Regions from separate parts of the Mus musculus genome. Here region 1 is linked to region 2. A link is a loop called in an ENCODE intact Hi-C map of the cell type or tissue named here. Cell type or tissue: gastrocnemius. All regions are shown on one strand. Links, peaks and the distances in the headings refer to the core of each region. The heading gives the core; the rest is flanking DNA.

Region 1 (4,398 bases), core at 206-4,205, 71 kb before region 2:
AAAATCAAGAAGAGGGAAAACCAACGGGTGGATACTTCATTCCTCCTTAGAATAGGGAACAAAATACTCATGAAAGGAGTTACAGAGACAAAGTTTGGAGCTATGACAAAAGGATAGACTATCCAAAGACTACCCCACCCGGGGATCCATCCCATAATCAGCCACCAAACCCAGACACTATTGCATATGCGAGAAAGATTTTGCTGAAGGGACCCTGGTATAGCTGTCTCATATGAGGCTATGCCAGTGCCTGGCAAATACAGAAGTGGATGCTCACAGTCATCTTTTGGATGGAACACAGGACCCCCAATGGAGAAGCTAGAGAAAGCACACAAGGAGCTGAAGGGGTTTGCAACCCTATAGGTGGAACAACAATATGAACTAACCAGTACCCCCAGAGCTTGTATCTGTAGCTGCACATAGCTGAAGATGGCATAGTTGGCCATCATTGGGAAGAGAGGCCCCTTGGTATTGCAAACTTTATATGCCCCAGTACAGGAGAATGCCAGGGCCAAGAAGTGGGAGTAGTGGGTGTAGGGGAGCAGGGCGGGGGGAGGGTATAGGGAACTTTCGGGATAGCATTTGAAATGTATATAAAGAAAATTTCTAATAAAAAGAAGTTTTAAAATAAAATAAAATAAAAAGAAACATCTTGGTCCTTTCAGAATATGATCTTGAATATGCCCAGGACAGGTAGGTAGAGAGAGGGAGGGAGGTACCGGAGAGGGAGAGAGGATGGACAGGGGAAAGGAGGGAGCAGGATCAGCATGGGAAGAAACAGGAGAAATGTCCAGAGGGTCAGGAGGATGAAAAGACATATGTAACAGAAGAGGATGGAGAATGGGGGAGGGTTGTGGAGTGGGGAACCTCTCGAAAGTCCCAGACAACAGGGAAGCAAGTGGTTCCCAGGACCCAACGGGAATGACATTAGCTGAGAGACCACCTCTAGTAGATAGGCATGGCCCCAAGTTGAGGGATAGGGCCACCCACCCATCTCAAAAATTTTAACCCAGAATTGTCCCTGTCTAAAGGAAACACAGGGACAAAACTGAAGCAGAGACCACCCCACCTTGGGATCCATCCCATCTGCAGACACCAAACCCAGATACTATTGCTGATACCAAGAAGTACTCGCATACTAGAGCCGGGCATGGCTGACCTCTGAGAGGCTCTGCAAGCATCTCACTAAGAGAGATGACGATATTTACAACCAACCATCGGACTGAACCTGGGGACCCCAACATAAGAGTGAGGGGAAGAATTGAAGGAGCTAAAGAGAATTGAAAACCCATAGAAAAAATGCTATCAACTAACCAGACCCCCCAGAGCTCCCAGGGGCTAAACTACCAATCAAAGAGTATACATGGATGGGTCTATGGCTCCAGCTACATAGCAGAGGATGGCCTTATCTGGCATCAGTGGGAGGGAAAGCCCTTGGTCCTGTAGAGGCTTGATGCCCCAGCATTGGGGGATGCTAGAGGAGTGAGGTAGGTAGGTGGGTGGGGGAGCACCCTCTTAGAGGCAACAGGGAGGGGGATGGGATGGGGAATTTGTAGAGGGAAGACCTGGAAGGGGGACAACATTTAAAGTGTAAATAAATAAAATAACCAATTAATTTTTAAAAAGTGCCCAGGACACTCAATACCTTCATCACATAGAGCTGTCCACCAGATAGTTTAGTGATGAGCAGAGAAAGCTTGGCACTTGGAAATTCACCCTGTCTTAGAGGAGTCTCAGGAATGGGAGCCAGGTATGACATAACCAGCTGATAGCGGACTGACTCTTTTGGTCCGTTTGGCTTATGGGATTCTGTCCAGAATACATGGAGACTGGTGTCCGACAACACAGTTGCGTTGATATGACAAACTGCCCCAGGCACTGAAATAAATAGCATCGAAGGATAAGGAACATTGCAACAGTGCTAGGTGGTGGAAAGAGGCAAGAGAGTCAGTTGAGGAACAGTGCTGTCATGTGAAGAGAACGAGTTACAGAGGTCCAAAGGAAAGTTGGCCACTTACATAATGGGAAGTGAGCAGGCTGCCTGAAAAGATGTTGTCTATTTTTGCCTAATGACCAAATCATTCTCTGACCCCAGCTCAAGTCTACAGGCAGTGATGAACTATGAAATTTGAGACGGCTTTGTGACAACCATCAAAAACAGCTGAAAGAAATGATTTCCAGCCTTTGGATTCTCATTCTACTATTTCCAAGACTGTAAGGCTGCATTAGTTTAAGCCCAAGGGCACTGGGCATATTTCACATTATATCTTGTTTTTCCTATCCTGCCACATGTGCAGAAACCTCTGGTTACATGGGAGGAGAGTGACACTGCCTGGCAGGACCAAAGCATGTGCTCCTTGGTCCATCTACATTTTGATGTCTTCCCTTCTAGTTACATTGTGCTTTGCTGGACTCTATTCTGTCAAGAGTGCAAGCCAGAATCAAGTCTCTCAAGTGTTTCCCCAGAGTTAACAGCTCTTATTGAGGGGCTGGCAAGATGGCTCAGCGGGTAAGAGCACTGACTGTTCTTCTGAAGGGTCTGACTTCAAATCCCAGCAACCACATGGTGGCTCACCACCACCTGTAATGAGATCTGATGTCCTCTTCTGGAGCGTCTGAAGACAGCTACAGTATACTTATGTATAATAATAAATAAATCTTTGGGCCAAAGCAAGCAGGGACTAAGTGAGTGGGGCCAACCAGAGCGAGCAGGGTTGACCAGAGTGAGCAGAGGTCCTAAAATTCAATTTCCAACAACCACGTGAAGGCTCACAACCATCTGTGCAAGCTACAGTGTACTCATATACATAAAATAAGTAAATAAATCTTTTTTAAAAACAAAAAACAGTTCTTACTGAACTTTAATGTTTCACCCCCATAATGGTGATTACTTAGCATTCAGATAAAAAATAGAGACATGGGCATCACACATAGAATTCCACACTAGAAACCCACAGCAGCCCATAGCTCACCTCCACTTTTAGTTTGTCCTTGAATCTCTTTTCCAAGAGGTAAATGTTCTAAAGGCTCTGAATAATAGTTCTTCACAGCTATCTGAATCATGTACATTGAAAATGGCTGCAGACCTTCAATCCGGGCTACATTCTCCTGTGATTCCTGTCATTGAATTTTTCATTAAGTATTTGATTCTTGTATTTCATACAAACCACTGTTAGTGATACTACTGTCTTAATCTAACAGACTTGACTTGTTTACAGTCTCCATGAATTAGCGACAGATGATTAGCAGGCAACCCTCCTCAGCAAATGTGGAATGTCTCACCACACAAGGCAGTGAGATCCCGAAGAGAGACAGCACTTCATTCTCATTGCCTCACAATGTGGGACTGTCAGTTTGCAAACTTGTGTGAACATAATGAAAGATCAAATAAATGCTGTTAAATATCCTCAGAAATCAAGTCTAATGGACTGAACAACATCCTGGGGGCTCTGTTTCTCAATGCTGCCTGTGCTTTCATGCAAACTTTATATGCCCCAGTACAGGGGAATGCCAGAGCCAAAAAGTGGGAGTGGGTGGGTAGGGGAATGGGGGGGAGGGTATGGGGGACTTTTGGGATAGCATTGGAAATGTAAATGAGGAAAATACCTAATAAAAATATTTAAAAACAAAACTCCAAGAAGGTTTCTGAACATGTGCTTTGGTGCCACTCTTGGCAATCCTGACTGGGTGGTCTTGTGTGAAGCCAAGGCTAAGAGTACCTGACTTTCACTTGTCTTAATCATTTTACAGACAGGAAACTATAGTTGGTCTAATACCAAAAGTGTCCTGCACTATAACATAGCTTATTCAGCATAGTGTACACTTTATGATAACACACAGTGTCTGTTGCCCAAAGCTGATGATTAATTACCATTCTTTAAATTGGTTAAATAAAACAATTACAAAGAAAAATATTGAACACAGATGAGTCTGTTACCCTAATGACCAAATGGCAACCAAACATACTGGTATTGAAGTGAATAGAGGCAACTCATCCACCCAAGAAATAACTACATCTAGGCACGGTGATATATGCCTGTAATGTCATATATTACACCAGAGGCAAGATATCCCACAGTAAACACAAGACCAACCTGGCCTATGGGGCTAGTTTCCTGCCAGTTCGGACTATAGAGTAAAATGATGTCTCAGAGAGACAGAGAAAAACAATAAGTGCACTGTCTACTGCATGTCTACTATTCCACACATCTAGGAAAACAATGACAGATAACAAGCAGATGGAGTCCATAGAGTACATATCACAACACAGAACAAGTATACAAAAATATAATTTATATTTTATATTAGATAAATGTTATAAAAGGAAGCAAAATAGTCACATTCTCCCTGCCTGAGTCGATCTTTGGCTATTCCATTTAATGACTAGGTCATAAGAAC
Region 2 (4,398 bases), core at 127-4,126:
CCAAAAGTATTTTGGGGAAGAACTGGTTTATTTTGCCTCACAGTTACAGTCGACCACAAAGCAGAAACAGGGTAGGAACTCAAGGCATGAACTGAAGCTTAAAAGTGCTGCTTACTGACTTGCTCCCCTTGGCTTACTCACTCTGCTTTCTTATACAACCCAGGACCATTCACCCAGGGGTGGCATCAGCCACAGTAGGCTGGTCCCTCCCACATCAATCATTAATCAAGAAAATGCTGCCACAAACCAATCTAATGAACGCAGTTCTTCAATTGAGATTCCTCTTCCTAGTGATTCTAGTTTGTATCAAGTTAACAATAACTAACCAGTACCCCTTACGTGTTTAGTCATGACCATATTTCCCTTCGAAGAAAATGTGGACTCAACAAGAGCAGGGGTCATTGTTTTGATCACTAAAGAGTTGTAAATGTTGCCAGGCACACAGTTAAGAGCTCAATGACCAAATGGAATACCAAAGGATTCAATATCTTTCGTTGCTTAAAACAAAAATAAATGAAACCAAAGCTTCAGAATAATGTCCTTATGTCACAAGTGACATACACATGCCTACCTCCATAAGGATGAGTCCTGTAACTGGGACTTGGTGGGGAATAAAGATGCAGTTGGGCTGTGAAGATCCAAACCACTCGAAAAATATATTCTGTGAATGGATGCAGGGGTTCCACCGTGTATGAGAGCTTGGACACGGTCTAGAGCCAGATAAGATAAAAGTCAACATGTGTCCAATCACCATGTCCCACTGGGACATGGTGTTCAGGTTAACTTGAGGAAGACAGGTGTGTCATTGGAGATGGGGCTGCCCAGATCCTTCTGGGTGTGAAACGGACCAGGAGCTGAGCTTTCAAACATCAGTTGGCATTATGCACACCATCTTCCCCTTCCTCAAAATGGGCAAGCTAAGGTTTCAGTCATTCACCACTTAACCTAAGGACTTGCATATTACCATGTTACTATATTTGGTATCTTGGGTGAATTTTTCTCTGAACTTGCTCATGCTTTCCTGAAAGTGACCATCCTGAAAGGTTGCCATACCCTACATTTCTAACACACTCCTGTGAGAATCGCCCTCCTGCCTAGCTGGAATCCCTTCTAAAGGCAGGGCAGATAGTGATCAATAGCATAAGTGGCTCTATGATGCTCTGCTGAAGGAATTATAGTTATAGAATAGACACTTTTTCTAGAATAGCAGAAATTAAGTTTCACTTAATCCAACCACAATTCTTGATCTGTGCTGGAATACATTAATTTCAATAAGTCATTTCCTTTATCCACAGGAGATATTTCCCCAATCCCCCAATGGAAGCTTGCAACTCCAGATAGTACCAAACCCTACATACAGGCACCATAATAGAAGTATTGTGACAGTCAATTTAATAACCTTCACAGTGGTGGTCTAATCAATGCCAAAAGATGACTGACTTTCTAATGTGGTAGAGCAAGATGACCTGATATTTCATTATGCACATTATCATGTGACTTAAGACTTCAGTCTTATTTTAGTGGTGGTGGAGGCATTGGTGGGTTTTAGTTTGTTGTTGTAGTAGTTCACTTGCTTGCTTGCATTGCCTTTGGTTTTGTTTGTTTATTTGTTTGTTTGTTTTTTGTTTTTACGCGGTGTTTAATTTGAAGTTCAGCCTAGCCTGAAACTTTCTACGTAGCCCAGATTGGCCTCAAACTCATAACCTTCAGCCCACCAAGTGACGGGTTTATATGCCTATTCCACCACAACTGTCTTCAATCTTTTAATTTTTTTCAAATAATTTTCCATTTAAACATTTTAAGATATAGTTAAGCACAGGCAACTGATGTTTTGCAAACCAAAACCGCAGGTGAGGAAGGCATGATATTTTGAAGCTTTGAATAATTTAAGGACAAAATGTCTTTGTTTAGATAAGGAAGTAGCTCTGCATACCTCCGTGAAAGTCCAGCTTCCTGGAAGTTGGGCATATTTCCATTGAATTATGTATTTGACTCCAGAGATGTTGGCAGGGTTCCAGCGTAATGTCACACCATGACTTCCAATGGAAGATGCAAAGGGTGCTGTAGGAAGTTCTGTGCTTTCTGGGAGGGAAACAGCATTTCAGTCACTATTCGCTCCTGTGGATGGGTGTGCCTGTTCTGTCCAGGTCTCGCCTGCTCAATAACACACTTGAGCAATAAGTTATATTCAAGGTAGTCTTTCTCTTTTTATCACAGGCATGCAACAGTGTTCTGAGACTGACCAGTCTCCTTTTTGGGGCCCCATTTACTTACAGACAGACCTAGGTGTGTGGACAATTAAACACCCTTTACCTAGTCTTGACACATCATTCAAGCCATATTGCACAGATTGGAAGCAGATGAGAAATTTAAGCAAAAAGTTGATTATCTTATATTCTGGAAATTTTATGTAACTAAGTTGCTAATATAATTATAAAATATTTTAATAAGTTGTGAATCAGATTTACACCTTTTTCAGTTCTGACATTCTTGATTTTAGTAAATTGTTCATAGTTCTTTGAAACAAATGCATTATCTAACCATTTGATCTATTAAACATTGTGATTCCAGAACTGTGTGTGTCCTAACAACTTAGCAGATTCTTGAAACAGTGGCACATTTGCCAGGACTGGTGACTCATAGCTATAATCTCAGCACTCAGGAAGTTCAGTCAGGCTGAAGATTGCAAGTCTAAGGCCCAGCTACACAATAAGTTTCAGACCAGCCTAAGCTACAGGTGAGTCTTCTCTTAGAACAAACAACAAGGCAGCAAAAAGAGCTTGCCAACATGGCATAGAGGGTAAGGCCGCTTGCTGCTGAGTCTGACCAGCCTAGTTCAGTTCACAGCACATGAACAATGAAAGGAAAGAACCAGCTCCTACAAGTTGTTCTCTACTCTCCACAAGCATGCTAGGGCACGAACACACACACAACACAGGGACTGAAGAGGTGGCTCAGTGGTTAGGAACACTTGATAATCTTGCAGAGGACCTGAGTTCAGTTCCCAGCACCCAAATCTAATGGCTCACAGCTAGATGTTATCTCCAACACCAGAGGATCTGATCTTCTGGTCTCCATGGGCACTTTTATTCATGTGCACAAACTCACACATAATTAAATATAACAAATCTTTTTAAAACTAAAAAATGTAATTTAGAAAGTTTAAATAGCATACATTTTAAAGGGCCAAGTTACGTATTTACTTCAACCTTAAATAAAAGTTACTGGATGTTAATGACAATCATTTGCCCCTTGAACACTTCATAACTTCTGATGTGGTAATCTAATTAAGTATTGTCATAATTGAGTCTTGTCTTTCACTTAGTTTTTTATAAAACTTTTTGTTACATTAGATAGCACCCAAAGTCTCAACCTTATTAACTATGACATCATAGAAAGAGTACAGTGGGATCTACTGTTATGCCATGAACCATGCCTGAGGAGCAGTACCAACAGCATTCAGTAGATGGTCACTCACCATGTATCCTCAGGACTAGAACTTTCCTGCAACCCCAGCTTCTGTGTACCATTTGGAAATCAGGAATACAGATTTTATCTATAGCTAACCTTCACAACAAAGATGAAAAAGAAATGCCCCGCTCTACCCCTTTACAGAAATGCAGGGTATCATTATCTCTTTCATTTATGAGACACTAAAGGGCAGAGTATATTGGGACAGCAAGCAACACTCTCCTCCCAATTCCCAACAGCCAGTGGGGTAAACACAAGCCTCTGAGAGAAAAATGACAGCTTATGGAACATCCAGGCTTGACTTACCAAACATCTGGCCCTTCAGACATCATTGGAGAATCAGTGCATTTGGACAAAGCCATTTATTTACACACACACACACACACACACACACACACACACACACACACACACATACAAACACAAGCCTCCCACCCATTCCAAATCCAGCCCTGGGAGGCATAGCTTCTATACACTCACAAATTCCTACTGCCTTTTCTGAGTTACATGGTAAGTTCTTCATTGAATAACTATTAACTGAACAATGTATTTCCTATTAAATAAAATATCCTAAACCCTTCAGCTCATCAAAATGGCAGTCTTCCTTGAGAGTAAGTCTGTTTGGGATGTAATGCCCTCATTAGGATAACAGGGATTGGGCTGGGCATGTAGCTCATCATTAGAGTGCTTGTCCAGCATGCACAAAAACCTTCAATTTGATCCCAAAAACCCCATAAAACTGAGTACAGTGGTATATTAGTCCCAGGAGAAAAGAAGTAGAGGCAGGAGGATTATGAGTTCAAGGTCTCCCTTAGCTACAGATTAAACCCAAGGCAATTTGGGCACTGAGACCTTATCTTAAATATATGGATGAATGAGTAGATGGATGGATGGATGGACAGATGATGGATAGATAGATAGATAGAT

What was found. Peaks named below come from ENCODE experiments on the same cell type or tissue, not always from the same donor. Only the 100,000 strongest peaks of a DNase experiment are listed, where the experiment ranks them.
Region 1: it touches region 2 in a loop (3.0-fold over the local background); 2 of 42 quality-filtered maps call a loop at or near these places.

Annotation. Positions count from the first base shown.
Region 1 is chr10:52,097,025-52,101,422 of GRCm38, forward strand. It overlaps Ros1 (Ros1 proto-oncogene), which reads right to left. Exons shown (of 44, transcript NM_011282.2): 29 at 2,973-3,117; 30 at 1,646-1,878. Among named protein-coding and RNA genes, the nearest start is that of Vgll2, 77 kb to the left of the region's middle. In gastrocnemius, for the core only: a CTCF peak has its summit at 2,305; no DNase peak of the experiment used is centred there; H3K27ac peaks cover 314 bases.
Region 2 is chr10:52,168,032-52,172,429 of GRCm38, forward strand. Ros1 (Ros1 proto-oncogene) reads right to left here. Exons shown (of 44, transcript NM_011282.2): 6 at 1,934-2,082; 7 at 572-710. Among named protein-coding and RNA genes, the nearest start is that of Ros1, 25 kb to the right of the region's middle. In gastrocnemius, for the core only: no CTCF peak of the experiment used is centred there; a DNase peak (open chromatin) is centred at 2,029.